Regions from separate parts of the Homo sapiens genome. Here region 2 is linked to region 1. Evidence: chromatin loops called from intact Hi-C (ENCODE). Cell type or tissue: Caco-2. All regions are shown on one strand. Links, peaks and the distances in the headings refer to the core of each region. The heading gives the core; the rest is flanking DNA.

Region 1 (7,628 bases), core at 47-4,046:
GGATCTTTGGCTTTTTCTTGGACATGACTTTTTCCCATTTCCTCCCCTATCCCTGCAGTGTTTTTACTTTTAAGAAAATAGCAAGTACCTACCTAGGGATGTGTCAGAGGAAGCCTTATTTTCCCAAATCAACTATAATGTAGATAGGGTGTAGACTTCAGAATACAGTTAATGCAGCAGAACTGTTTCTTTACAGCACTTGTATGTGACGTGTCAAGGAAACAATAGAAAAATACAGCATATTTTATTATGTGGGATTTATTGCTGTCTTTCTTTTGAGGGGACTCTTAGGGGGTAACTTTTTATCTTGTATAATTTCAAACTTACCAAAAAGTTGTAAGAATAGTGTAAGGAACTCCCATGTGCCCTTTACCTATATTCACTTATTGTTTATATGTTGCCCCACCTGCTTTACAGTTCATTCTCTTCACCCTCCCTCTCTCCTTCTCTTCACCCTCCCTCTCTCCTTCTCTTCATCCTTCCCTGCCTTCCTCCCTCTCCCTGTCTCCCCACACACCTGTATGCATAAATACAGTTTTTTCATGAACCATTTTGAGACTATGTTATACACATTGTACCACTTTACCCTTAAACTCATTAGTTATTTCTAAGAACAGGGACTTTTCCTACAGGACCAGTGTACAATTATCAAAATCATGGTTTTTTTTTTGTTTTTTGAGATGGGGTCTCACTCTGTCACCTAGGCTGGAGTGCAGTGTTGCAATCTCAGCTTACTGCAACCTCTGGTTCTGGGGCTCAAGCAATCCTGCCTCAGCCTCCCCAGTAGCTGGGACTACGGGCGCGAACCACCACACCCAGCTTATTTTTTGTATTTTGGGTAGAGATGGAGTCTCACCATGTTACACGGGTTTATCTCAAACTCCTGAGCTCAAAGTGATCCACCTTCCTCAGCCTCCCAAAGTGCTAGGATTATAGGTGTGAGCCATCACACCTGACTTCATGTTTGTATTTTAAGATGGCATAATAGGTGACTTACGGATCCTTGTGGGATTGAGTCATGCTTTTCATACTGCACAGTCATGAAGTTTGCCCTTTGTTTAGTAGATGTAGCTGAACTTTGAAAAGGGGACCTCGTCATCTATTGAAAACTATTAGTAGAAAAGAAAAGAAACCTCTTTCCTTGTAGCTGGCTGCACACAAGGTGAGTAGGCCAGGCTGCTGCACTTTTTCGATCATTCCGCCAATTCTGGATGTCTCACTGGATCCAGGACTCAGCCACTGTCTTTGCTGCTCTCTTTGTTCATGACTACTGCGTCAGGTCTGTATTCCATACCTGCTCATGCCACAGGCACTGGTGGATCCCTTGGACAGTGACCTTATGCAGTGATGTTGATCTTACTCCCCTTGCTGTTCATGAAGGCATATAGATTATTTATTTATTTATTTATTTATTTATTTATTTATTTATTTATTTTTGAGATGGAGTCTCGCACTATCGCCTGGGCTGGAGTGCAGTGGTGCAATCTTGGCTCACTGAAACTTCCGCCTCCCAGGTTCAAGAGATTCTCCTGCCTCAGCCTCCCTAGTAGCTGGGGTTACAGGTGCCTGCCACCACGTCCAGCTAATTTTTTTTTGTATTTTTAGTAGAGACAGGGTTTCACCATGTTGGCCAGACTGGTCTCGAACTCCTGACCTTGTGATCTGCCCGTCTCAGCTTCCCAAAGTGCTGGGATTACAGGCATGAGCCACCGTGTCCAGCCGGCATATAGATAATTTATATAAAACTGGTGAAAGTCTAGTAATTTTGGAGTTTGTATTTCAACGCCCTTGAAGGTGTTGACAAAGGAAACTGCAGGGCAAAGGCTGTTAAATTGGAAACTGAAAAGTCACTGTTTGCAGATCAAGTCAAACAACAGAGTGACTCATTAGTGGAGAGCAAAGTTCAAAACTCTACTGAGTGTTTGGGAATGATTGTGACACACAATTTGCTCAGCCTTGAGATCTGCCCTTGTGTCTTTAGGGCCCAGATAGAATCACCAGGATGACCACTGCAAGGAGGGTTTAGAAACCAATCAGTGAGTTGCATGAGGTTTGCTTTCTAGCTTGATAACATATAGGGTTGGGGGTAACCATGGGGTAGTACATAAGCAAATAAGGAAATGTGAATTTTTTTTTTCAATTTTCAAGTTTGCTATGAAGATTATGGAATCAGAGAGAGCTCTTGGAGATGGTACAGCTCTACCTCTTCATTTTCTATCTGAGGAAAAAGACTCAGAGATACTTGAGATACTAACTGACACCCCCAAAGCCACAAGCTAGTAAGTGGTAGAACTGGGACTTTAACCCATCTCTTCTGACCCTGCATTCAGTCAGTTTCTTTAAGTTGTGACTAATAGTCAGATACTTTAGTGAGTATATTTCATTTATAGACAGATGCCAGTCAAAAAATCCCCACTAGTTTACCTGAATATTTAACTCAAAAAAAGCACCTTCGTTGCTGGACCTCTATAACTGCTGTCACATGTTAGTGGCCTTAAGTTTACCTGTTGAAGACCTACAGTCTCAAAGACAACTGTCTCAAAGGTGACAGTTTGTTGGTAGCACTGATAAAATTGTATTAGAAATTGGCTGTAATATCTGCAATGTTGTAGAATTTTAAAAAATAATCCAAAGGCAGACAGCTCTGAGGAAATAAATCCCACCTACCTTGGTGGCTTTGTAACCTTGTGTATTAATTGTTCTGAAAAGTCTGATTTTGAATCTGTAAAATGGAGTTGATACCTAATAACTTCTTATTTCTGGGGGGCATGTGCGGGGAGGATTCAAGGATGTAAGTAAGAGCTAGCATATTGGCTGCTACAAAGTAGCAGTTTCTTTCCTTTATGAGTCTCTGGGACTCCATATTTGTTGCATTAATCTTCTTTGTCATATCACCAACCAGTGGTTTCTAGCTTTTGTTTCACTACTGCTTAAGGGCAGGGTGTTGTGACAGGGGAGGATTCCCTGTCTCAGTGTCAGGGTATTCTCTTTTGGACAGTTCTAATGTTCGAAGATTTTCATATTGTGAAATTCTGCTCCCATGATATATAAGTACTGCTTCTTAATCTTCTCTCTGGAGTTACCCAGGATAATTCTGAACCCTTTTCTACATAGTATCCCTTTAAATATTTGAGAGCAGTTTTGAAGACTATCTTAGTGACTTTCACACTGTTCTTCAACTGAAATTATTTCTTTGGCAGTCAGTCCAGGCTTTGTCAGAGAAGTGGAGCTTTAATGATTTTGGTCTGTATGGCTGATTAAAATGGGAACTTAGGTTGCATTGGTGGGCTTCTTCAGGCTTGTTACTACTGCACAGCACAGGACTAATTGTCAGAATGAGTCCTTCTCCTTGTTCCACAGTTCTAGCCATATGTACAGGCCTACGCTTTGACGCCAGTTCTGAATCTAAGAAGGGAGTTTGCAAGGAGCCATTGGATCTGTCCGAAGTTCCATTCTTATCGTTGTTGCCACAAATTTCTCAAACCTCCTGCCTGAACTGCGCTCCTGGTTGGCCAGGGTCTTTGGCCTAGGTGTCAGATTCATGCTTGCCCAGATCTTGTTGAGCTTTCTGACATTTTGTTCCCAAATCTGGCCTGGGTTCTTCACTTTGGCCTGAGGAAATCGTCCTGGTGTTAACCTCTTAGTTGGCATCAACCTATAGTTCATGCTTTTTTCTCCTCATTTTCCTGAATATTTTCAAGCCTTCTGCCTGGAACTAGCCAGCTTTTTCCCCTTCAAGTCCTCTAACAAAATGCTACTGGGAGTATGGTGAGTCCTGCTCTCAGGGCCTGGCAATGGAATTGGCTACTTTTCTGTTGGAGTAATTAGGTTGGCAGTTATAAAGAAAGCTAGAAAGACTTGGCATTTTTAGCCTGAGACCTCTGACTGTATGGTTAAGGTGTGAGGAAACGCATGCCTTTCTAGATCACTTCCATGTATATTCTCTTTCCTCCCTGAGGGTTTTTTTTCTTAATTCTCTATTCAGGTCAGGTTTGCACTTCCTTGTCCTTTTTTTCCTCTGTGCTATCTTTGCAAGTCTGTAGTTGTATGATCAATCTCTAGAACTGGAATCCCTGGGTTCAAGGACATGAGAATGTACATTTCCTATGATTCTTGCCAAATTGCCCTCCATAGATTTTGTAACAATTTATACTCTTACTAAGAATATATGAGTATATCTTTTCACGTACCTTCACTAATGTTAGGTTTTATCAAACTTATTCATTCTGCCATGTTATGGCTTAATTTGCATTTCTTTATACTGGAGTAAGATTGGCATTTTGTTATGTTTACTGGCCTTTTGTATGTCTTCTGTGAACTGACTGGCCTTGGGATATTTTTTTTTTAAAGCTCTCAAGGTGATTAGGATATGCAGCAAAGTTTGAGATTAGCAATTGATTAGATATGGGGAAAGCTGATTGTGTCAAAGAAGCTTCCAAACTCTGCCATTAACAGACAAAAATACTAGAGCAGTAGCAGGTTTTGTTGGGTAAACATGAGTGTGGTTTTAGCTCTTTAAATTTTATAACTTCAGTTTTTTTTCTTGCTCTTTAAATTTTATAACTTCAATTTTTTTTTTTCTTGCAGTTGAAATGGATGCAGTCAGAACTGAATGTTGAAGAAGTGGTAAATGACAGGAGCTGGAAGGTATAAAATAATGTTGGTGTTTGGAAAGAAGTAGGAGGGAAACTGAACTAGCAAAGGGAAACCAAGGGAGGGGGAGTAAAGAGTGCCTTGAGGCTGTAAGGAAAGTAGAGATCACTCGTTTACATTTACAATTGAGGATTGTAACCTTTTGGGGTTGGGGGGAGGGTAGGGAGAGCAGGATGCAGTTAGCATCTAATTAGAGCCATTTTATAACGATTAGCTTTACAGGGCCAGGCGAGGTGGCTCACACCTGTAATCCCAACACTTTGGGAGGCCAAGGTGGGTGGGTCACCTGAAGTCAGGTGTCTACTAAAAATACAAAAATTAGCGTGGTGGCATGAGCCTGTAATCCCAGCTACTCGGGAGGCTGAGGCAGGAGAATCGCTCGAACCCAGGAGGCAGAGGTTGGAGTGAGCTGAGATCAAGCCATTGCACTCCAGCCTGGGCAACAGAATGAGACTCCATCTCCAAAAAAAAAAACCAAAACAAAACAAAACAAAATTAGCTTTATAAGCATATGATAGAACTGAATGAGCTGCCATCATAACAGCATTAGAGACATTCTCTATGTCTCCTAACACTAATTACAGGCATGGTTGCTATTTAGAGTTACTACTCAGAACCTTCAAGGAGGCTATTTGTTCAAATTAGCCTTTTTGAGCTCAGTTACTTTCCGTAAGTTTTCCTATCATTAGGTAACCTATACGGTTGCTTGTCTTCTAACTTACCTGATCATAAAACTTGTTATTATATGTAGTTTTACTGGTATCTGATAAGGCTTTTTATTGCTCATAGATTTACAAGCTCCTTATTATCATTGCATAGTTCTTGTTAGGAACTAGATTAGGGGACCAGATCCCAGAAACATATAGTCAAAATTCATGAAACTCTGACTTTAGTTTTCTGAAAAAGTATATCCATTTACCCCTCTCTAAAACTCTAAAAGATTTACGAAGGGCAAAAATCTATTAAATCTGAGAAAATGTACTGAAAATTCTGTTTTATCATTTGAATTTAACTACTGGAATGTTGTTAAACTATATGCTTATAAGAGAGGTTAGCTGAACCAAAACCAGAATGTACCGGCTTGCTGAGACATGAACACATTGCAAAATACAAATTGGCTTTCTTTGCTTTATCACATTTCTCTATCTTATCCTCTTTGCCAAGGTTTCCTATTCCTGCCCTTTCCACCAACATGATAAGGTGTCTGTCACTTGAGAGGATTTGGCAATATTTCCCATTTATATTCTCTGGAAAAATAATATTTACTCTTGGGATTGGATGGGGAAGGGGTACAATGAAACATCTGGCTTGAAAAAACAAGTGCAGAAGTTTATGATATATGTAAAATGTAGTGGGAAGAGTGAACTATTTTGAATTTAATATTAGTTTTAAAGAAAATATGTTCTATCCACTCCACAGAAGATGAGGCCCCTACTTGTTTTAAAAAGAAGAAAATGTAGCCATGGTGCTCTGGTGCAGTGGGCCAGCAGAAGTGGATAGGAAATCATTTGGGAAAAGGATTTGGAGAAGCTCAGCCAAGTTGTATATATCACCCCAACCAGTGTGTCAAGGCCACTAAACTGAAGCCTCCCTCTTGTCTGATTGGGAATTTCAGGGAAATGTCAGGGCTGGAAATGGGTGAGATGAATTGTAAGACAAAAGGGCTAGACAGAGTCTATATAATTTCTACATATTTTCTATTAATTGTGAGATGCATATGCGAAAGATTATGTGACATGTAGAATTTAATGAATATTAATAAAATGAATATTCATGTATCTACCACTCAGCTTAAGAAATTGAATAATAGGTCAGGCGCAGCACTTTACTGGCTCACGCCTGTAATCCCAGCACTTTGGGAGGCCGAGGTGAGTGGGTCTCTTGAGGTCAGGAGTTCGATACCAGCCTGACCAACAGGGTGAAACCCCGTCTCTACTAAAAATACAAAAAATTAGCTGGGCATGGTGGCGGGTGCCTGTAGTCCCAGCTACTCGGGAGGCTGAGGCGGGAGAATTGCTTGAACCCAGGAGGTGGAGGTTTCAGTGAGCCGAGATCACGCCATTGCACTCCAGCCTGGGCGACAAGAGCGAAACTCCGTCTCAAAAAAATAAATAAATAAAAAGAAATAGAGTAACAGTACCTCACAACCTCTGTGTTTAGATTTTTCTTTTATTTTTATAATAGTCAATGGCAGCCAACATAGGTAGTTTGTTTTTTTTTAACCTAAAAAGTGATTTGTTCTTTACATTAATGATGTATGGGGGTAAATTCTGAGAAAAAATTCTTTTCAATTTCAGAATTGTTATAATTGGACACTTAAAATTTTTGACATGATTTAAATTTTTTTAATATTAAAAATGTTTTAAAAATTTTAAAAATAGTAATATACAGTAAAAATTCTGCCTTCTGTCCCTCTCCTTCAGCTACCTCCTACTTTCCCTTCCCTCTGAAAGATGGTATATGCTTTCAGATACTCAAACCTTTTCTAATTTTATGTGTGTGTGTATTTTTCTACCTTTGTTACACAAGTGAAACTGTACTATTCACACTTTTTTTTCCCTTGATAATCTTGGAGATCTTTTTAAATCAGAACATAAATTATTTTTAACCTTGCATGTATTCCATTGAATAACCATACCAAATTTTTATTTAACACAGTTCCATGTGGACATTTAGTTATTGAGCATTCTTTATTTAACTTATTTTAGATATTTTTGTGTTGTTGTTTAAAAAATGTCCAGAATATGAAATTGAAATGTTTGCTAGTAACTAAATTACCTGGCTCTTGATGATTTTTTCCCGAAGTAACTTAAATTTTATTAAAATACTAGAATTGTCTTGTAAATGGATGTCAAGGCCTTCTGTGCATTTGGCACCTCATAAGTCAGTTTGAACTGCTGAGGAAACTCTTCTGTTTCCTAAATCTGTTGACTTAGGACAAAAATGGTAATAGCCTTTTGGAGCCTACTAAATTG
Region 2 (7,628 bases), core at 2,103-6,102, 59 kb before region 1:
GTTTTTATCATGAATAGGTATTAGATTTTGTTAAATGCTTTTTTGCATCCGTTGAAATGATCGTAAGTTGATTACATTGATTCATTTTTTTAAAATGACGGATCAGCCTGGCATATTTGGAATAAATCCACTTGGTATATAATTCTTTGTATACATTCTTGGATTTGATTTGATAATGTTTTGTTGAGGATTTTTGTATTCATGTTCATGAGACATATTAGTCTGTAATTTTCCTTTCTTATGATGTCTTTATTTAATTTTGGTATTGGGGAAGTGCTGGCCTCAAAGATTGAGTTAAGAAGTATCCCCACTGTTTGTTTTCTGGAAGAGATGGTAGAATACTAGTATCGTTTTGTCCGTAAATGTTTGCCAGAATTCACCAGTGTGAAACCCTCATCCTGATGTTTTCTATTCTGGGAAGTTATTAATGATTCAATTTATTTAATACATGTAAGCCTGTTCACATCAGTCATTTCTCCATGACTGAGTTTTGGTGGTTTGTGTCTTTCAAGAAATTGTTCATTTTATCATCTGAATGATCAAATGTGTGAGCATAGAGTTGTTTGTAGTATTCCTTTATTATCCTTTTAATATCCATGAGATCAAGTGATGATTCTCTTTCATGATATTAGTAATTTTGTCTTTTCTCCTTTTTTCTTGTTTGGCTAGAGATTTATTTTTATATATTTTTGAATTCTTCCTCCCCCACACAAAAAAGCAATATGTGAGAAAGAAATAGATTAGCACTAGCAGTAAGTTTCAAAATGACCTTACCAAACATTCACATAATGCAACTGGATTCATTATCCCTGCCTCTCTGTACTCAACTTGAGAAACCAGAATGATAAAAAATGACATGACTATTTACTGTGAATGTGATACAGTAATCATGTCTCTGAAGTTCAAGTATGATTAATCTTGATTACATACGGTTATACATTCTGCTTGAATTAAAGGAAAAATACCAGTTCTAGAATCCTCTGACATTTGTTTATTCTTCCCACAACTTACTTTACTAAAATTCTAATCATCTTTGAAAGATTTGGCTTATCAGGCTTGTGCTGGCTTTTAGCACCAAGAGTGTCATGTTTGAGAGGTGTGGCTATCTATGGAAACAAAGATGAAATTACTCAAACCTATACTATTTTGATGAGTCGCTCATTTCAAGGTATTAATAAGTAAGTATTCCTGTTTTTGGAATGCATAAATTGTGAAGAGAAAAGAATGGAGAAAGGTGCCAGAGAACTGGTTTGGGATAATTTATTTAGAGGGTTTTTTGTTTTTGTTTTGTGAAAAGGTATAGCTTGTATGGTTGAAAGAGTGCTTGTTTTTTGTTTTTTTTTTTAAGTCTCTGCAGTGAAGTTGAGGATGACTTGCTCACTAATTTCATAAGTTTAACAAAATTAAAAGTTTTGTTTGACTACATTATTCTTTGTATTTAGGTACCTAGTAGAACTGGGTTGTATCAAGCCGCTCTGTGATCTCCTCACGGTCATGGACTCTAAGATTGTACAGGTTGCCCTAAATGGCTTGGAAAATATCCTGAGGCTTGGAGAACAGGAAGCCAAAAGGAATGGCACTGGCATTAACCCTTACTGTGCTTTGATTGAAGAAGCTTATGGTAAGATGCTTTGGTTGAAGAAGTTTATGGCCAAGAATGAATTGGGTCATAGATAGAGTTCAGTAAAAACAATACTACTACTGCTAGGCACTGGATGAAAAGAGGACTGTTAGGAAATTGCTGCTTCTGCAGACTGGATATTACTTGCATATGTATTTAAGATGTCAGTTTATAATACTAGCTTTCAGATGTAATCCCAGCAGTCATTTCTGTGCTATTATAAAATACTTATGAGATACAAATAATCTTTCTTTACATCAAGAACAGAGATATATGACAAAATATAGTTTAGGAATATATAGTTATGGAATTTCCAATATTTATTGAAGTTTTCAATAAAGATTTTCCTTTATTCTTCATTTTAGGTCTGGATAAAATTGAGTTCTTACAGAGTCATGAAAACCAGGAGATCTACCAAAAGGCCTTTGATCTTATTGAGCATTACTTCGGGACCGAAGATGAAGACAGCAGCATTGCACCCCAGGTTGACCTTAACCAGCAGCAGTACATCTTCCAACAGTGTGAGGCTCCTATGGAAGGTTTCCAGCTTTGAAGCAATACTCTGCTTTCACGTACCTGTGTCAGACCAGGCTACCCAGTCGAGTCCTCTTGTGGAGCCCACAGTCCTCATGGAGCTAACTTCTCAAATGTTTTCCATAATACTGTTTGCGCTCATTTGCTTGCCTTGCGCACCTGCTCTCTTACACACATCTGGAAAACCTCCGGCTCTCTGTGGTGGAATACCCTTCTAATAAAAGGGTAACCAGAACGGCCCACTCTCTTTTACGGAAAAATCCCTAGGCTTTGGAGATCCGCACTTACATTAGAGTTATGGGAATATACACATATTAATGTGGCTCCCTTTTTCTTGTGGGGGAATAAAAGAGGACTCCTCCTCATTCCCTTTAACATGGGGGAAAAAACTGACATTAAAAGATGAGACTAAATCTTTATCTTGAATTTTACACAACTACTTACGACAAGGGAGATGTTTAGACCTGTTGTGTATACTTCAGAGTACTTTTCATGAGTTCTTCCACAGTGAACCCTTGGATTACCTGGTGGCTTTTTCTAGCCAGATTTGCATTAATCCTTACTGAGATTGGATGGTTTTCTTTCCTCTATTGGCGCCATTCTTCAGATATTAAAGTTAAACCATCCACTCCCTCACCTTCAGCCTTCAGTGAATGTGCTTTCTAGTTGTCAGGAATGCTGAAGAATTAACACTTTGACTCCTAAATGTGATACTGGTTTGTAGATTCCCTTAGAGCAGAAAGGAGAGGGGCACATATTAATTTGTATCGCTTTTGCTTCTCTTTGGTCTTTTGTGTCTTAGAATTTGGAAGTGGTTCATTTCTGTTGCTGGTATGAGGATTTCGAATACTTAGTAATCGAAAACCATATCCTGTAATTTAATAAAAAAAACTAAGGACGAAAAAACCCTCCAATTTTCCCAAATGCAATCAGTGTAACTAGGGGCTGTGTTTCTGCATTAAAATAAATGTTTCAGGCTTTGTGGTCCTGATCAAGGTCCTCATTAAAAAATTGGAGTTCACCCTAGGTGCTTTTCCCCTCTGTGACTGGCAGATAACACATACTTTTGAAAGTAACTTTGGGATTTTTTTCTTAGGTGCAGCTCGATTCTAATCTTTTCATGCTGCACACGATTCCTTTAATGTAGCATCCTTATCTGAAAGAAATAACCATCTTCTCAACATGACCTGCTTAACCCAAATAAGAACAGTGATCTTATAACCTCATTGTTTCCTAATCATTTTATTTCATCTCCTGCTAGTACTGTGCCGCTTCCCCCTCCCCCCACACAAAATAAAAACAGTATCTGCCTTCTGGCTCATTTAATGATGACTGCAATCTGTACCTGCAAATGGCGCTTCCAGTACTGTGTTCAGTGATCCACATTTGTGCTTGGACTGGAATGAAAAAATACGCTTAATTGCCAAGACAACTGCAAATGAGTTCAATACGACTTCTCGGTGCTAGTTGGCCATCTTGACTCAATGTTGGGATACACTACCAGAGAAGATTTTTTTGTTGATGTGCTGTTCAAAGTGAATTCTGAAGGAAAAGGTTGCTCACCTCTGTTTCAGAGCATACCCTTTTAAACCTTTTTAGACTTGTCCTCTTCTAGAATTCATTATAACCCCAAAGTGTAAAAACTATTTGGAAGTTGCCCCTGACAAGCTATTATACATCTCTGGTAAATCCTGCTGAATGTAAGGGATATTCAGAGCTTTTCATACCTCATCATGATGTTATTTAAGCAGCCAACTTATGTGACCTGATTTAAACTTTTAAAAAATCCACTTCATTCAAACTAGAAAGAGTCAAAGACAAAGGACATTTATCAGCCAAGAGTGTGACGCATTCTTCGCATCTAGTCTGTAGTAGTGTCTGTGCTCTGGGATGGATACCGTCTGATGTCTGTTTGTTATTGATGGCGCAGCCACTGCAAAACTAGTCAACTCCCATCTATAACTGTTACTTTTTCTAGTGCTGCTTTGTGCTGAGAGAACATTTTAGTTTACTGCACTTGACCTGTAAAAGACTGATTCTTTGTAATTTTAGGGATAAATTAGGTGGTTAATTTAAAGAAGAAATTTCAATGTTGCCTTTACATCACATTAAAATATAACTTCTTTCAGAAGGATAATAGAAGCACTGATTCATAGTAAAAATCTTGTTTTTAGCTTTGACTTTTTTGTGGCTGTTTTTTAAAATTGTAAATTACTAGTAACATGTCATTTCTATAGGATGTTTTAAATTATGTACCTTCCATTGGATAGTTAAAATAATTTCATTTTATAAGCCAATTTGAGTGGGAAAGATACAAAGCACACAGTTGTCTCCCCACATTAGGAAGAGTAGTGTGCATTCAGACATTCGGAATTTTTGCTAGTAGTTGGAGATGTTTCAGTGAGTGAATTAAAACAAAGTCTATTTAACTGACGTGATCTATTTTGTGTCTAAAACAGAGGAATTTATCTTGTCCTAGAAGTTCATGAACTATAAGATCTAAGTTTTTTTTTCTTTTTTAACAATAAAATGATTTTTTCTTAAAGTATCAAAGTTGGAATTGGCTAAAAGTGAAGTAGCATAACTCAGATATGTTGGAACTTGGTACTGAAGCAGGCTTTTTGGTAACAGAAATGACATTTTAAGGGGTAACTGTATATCCTGTTTTTAGTTCTTTGCCTCTCAGATTCTGTTAACTTAGTTTAAATTCACTGAATACCCTACCACTAAGGCGTTGCTCATTACAAAAGCATGTTAATTTCAATACAGGAAAACTCTTTTGTAGTTTTATATATGGATTGGGGAAAGTGACTTTGTTTTACTTTTCCTTTTTATTCCCCTCCATCCTCCAAACTTCCAATCTATATTATTTGTAATGAGAACTTTGGTGGGGGAAAAAAAGCATTAAGAGAATTTTGGATGTAAAGGCATCTGGTATCTGATGGACCAGCAGGTAGATGTGGTTGGATTGAGAAATTTTGGGTAAGGTAGATGATAGAAGAAAGAGATTTTAGGAGACACAGTTCTCTGTGGAACACTTTCTTTCATGTTCCTGTAACTAATTGATCAAGACCCTTTTAAACGCTTATCTTTGTCAGTTCCGCTTTTGAAAAAACTATTGCCCTAGGATTGTTTCTTCCATATGACAGATGAAGGTTATTGGCTCTGAGTCATTTTTGGCATTATCGTCACAGATAAAAAGATTGGCAATTAATCTCATAAAAAATCTGAATTATTCCAGATTGCTGCCGATTTTTGCCTAAGAAACAATATGTAAGTATATTTTATAAACCAAACTTTGTCAACCAATTCTATTGTACGTCTACCCACAGGCAACTTTGAATTTACTTCTCTAGTGCTAAATAAACATTTCAGCGATTTAATCCCCCAACTTGGGGGATGCATTATGAAAAGGTTTTCCTGGAGTCAAGGGGTTTTTCTTTCTCGCTAGTTTTGTGAAAATTTTTATATCAATAGGCAAATCATTATAACTTTTTAGGGGTTGATGGTTTTTAAGTATATTGGAAATTGTGGTGTCTAAGGATGATGTTCAGTGAAGAAAAGGGATCCACTTTTAGAAACCAGCATTGTTTGCTTTCAACTTTCATACTGTATGCTAACTCCTACGTTCCAAAATGTGCTCATTTGCAGACACAGGTATGCCTATATACATGGAAGTCTCAAATCTGAATTTTTATCCATCTCAATATGACCATTTCTCTCTGTTGTGAGCTGAACAGATTAAGTATATATCTGCCAGGTTGGGAAATATTTTGGTCTATCTTTTCCTGTCATCAGAACTTAATTTAAAAAAATTATCAAAGGTCAGATGTGACTACTACAGTAAGTTGGCTATCATAAAGAATATTCCATAAAATGTTTTATCTGCCATACAAAATTACTGGGTTTATGGCCGGATGTGGTGGCTCATGCCTGTAATCCCAGCAGTTCAGGATTACAGGTTATATACAGGTTATAACAATGGATACCAGGACATCAGAATATCTGATAAAGCAAATATTTATATGCTAATTTAAAATATCAAATTGCTACTGGACATAAAATACATCTGGAAGCTTGGGGTAAGAAGAAAGAAAAGAAGTGTTCCGTTCTGTTTTCAACTAAGGGTAAACGAAGTCCCAGAGTGTTTTCCCTGTAGGTCAAATTAAGGTAACATGTCTTTATTTGATCATCTATTGTACACCAGATACCTGGCTAAGGGCTTTCCTTTTTTCTCATGTAGTCTTCCAAATGTTCTTTGATAATTGTCACTATATTATAGATGACAAAGTGAAGACTTACGAGAAATTACTTTGCCCCAAGGTTACAACACTTAGATGGCTGTCCAAGGGCGGGGAAGAGCCCTGCAAATTCTGTGTCTTGAAGAAAGCAGTGGCCACGCAGTAGTTCCGTGCCCAGGATCTCCCAGAACTAGACTTGGCAACCACAGCTGGGCCAGCCTTTTTTGTTAGACCATTCTTCCTGACTCCTGCTTACCATCAGCACCCTTAAAATGACGAAATCAGGCTTAAGTTGCTTTTAGGTTACACAGACTGGAGTGTAGGCCCTCTCAGGCCAAACATCTTTCCTCTTCTGTGGTGCTAAAATTCTGTATGACCAGACAAGTATGGTAATAGGTTTTTTTTTTTTTTTTTTTTGTGCAAATGATTTTGTGTTTAGTAAAATAATGGCTAAACACATGGATCCATTCAAACGCACAAATGTGGAAAGTATTGACACGGAAGGAAAGGCTTTGAAGAATTACTGCCTCAGGAAGCAGTGCCATGGATGCGAATTTAACACAGTCTACTTCTTCCTAAAGGAATATCATCCCAAGGAATGTCAAAAATTAAAATCACCTTTTAATGTACTGGTTGTTGAGTGTTTCTGCTTTACCTCAAGTCATTCTGACCACTCTACATCCTGCTTCAAAGTGTTCTGACACTTAGATTTGGAATGGCTCTAATGATTCTTTGTACTTGAATGTGGTCTGTCAGGCCATGGGTGAGTGCCTTGCACATAGTAGACATTCAATAAATACTAAATGAAGGAATATGCATGCATCTTTGTGATGTTAGTAAAGGGTGCTTGATAAAAGAAAATTCAAAGGAATTCCCTTATGCTGTTACTTGAAACCAGGATCAACATCTTAAGCAAATGTCTCAACGTGTTTTATATGCAGTTACTTTTCAGAAGACATGATTTGACCTGAAGTTTACAAAATCAAACATTGTCATAGCAGAGGTCTGGTATTTAAAAACAAACAAAGTGTCTTAGAAAAGCTAGTGGCCGGGTGCGGTGGCTCATGCCTGTAATCCCAGCACTTTGGGAGGCCGAGGCAGGTGGATCACGAGGTCAGGAGATCGAGACCATCCTGGCTAATATGGTGAAACCTCGTCTCTACTAAAAGTACAAAAAACTAGCCGGGTGTGGTGGCGGGCGCCTGTAGTCCCAGCTACTTGGGAGGCTGAGG

Evidence for each region. Hi-C counts contacts between places; a loop is a spot of excess contacts. Peaks named below come from ENCODE experiments on the same cell type or tissue, not always from the same donor. Only the 100,000 strongest peaks of a DNase experiment are listed, where the experiment ranks them.
Region 2: it touches region 1 in a loop (4-fold over the local background); 1 of 110 quality-filtered maps calls a loop at or near these places.

The regions. Positions count from the first base shown.
Region 1 is chr3:122,359,987-122,367,614 of GRCh38, reverse strand. It overlaps MIX23 (mitochondrial matrix import factor 23), which reads left to right. Exons shown (of 5, transcript NM_001017928.4): 4 at 4,588-4,647. Among named protein-coding and RNA genes, the nearest start is that of MIX23, 19 kb to the left of the region's middle. RefSeq lists a cis regulatory region at 1,893-1,906 and an enhancer at 1,827-1,971. In Caco-2, for the core only: no CTCF peak of the experiment used is centred there; a DNase peak (open chromatin) is centred at 1,874.
Region 2 is chr3:122,421,531-122,429,158 of GRCh38, reverse strand. It overlaps KPNA1 (karyopherin subunit alpha 1), which reads left to right. Exons shown (of 14, transcript NM_002264.4): 13 at 1,443-1,621; 14 at 1,987-7,257. The coding sequence ends at 2,174. The region is part of intron 1 of WDR5B-DT (WDR5B divergent transcript); the gene reads right to left. Among named protein-coding and RNA genes, the nearest start is that of WDR5B-DT, 9.1 kb to the right of the region's middle. In Caco-2, for the core only: no CTCF peak of the experiment used is centred there; no DNase peak of the experiment used is centred there.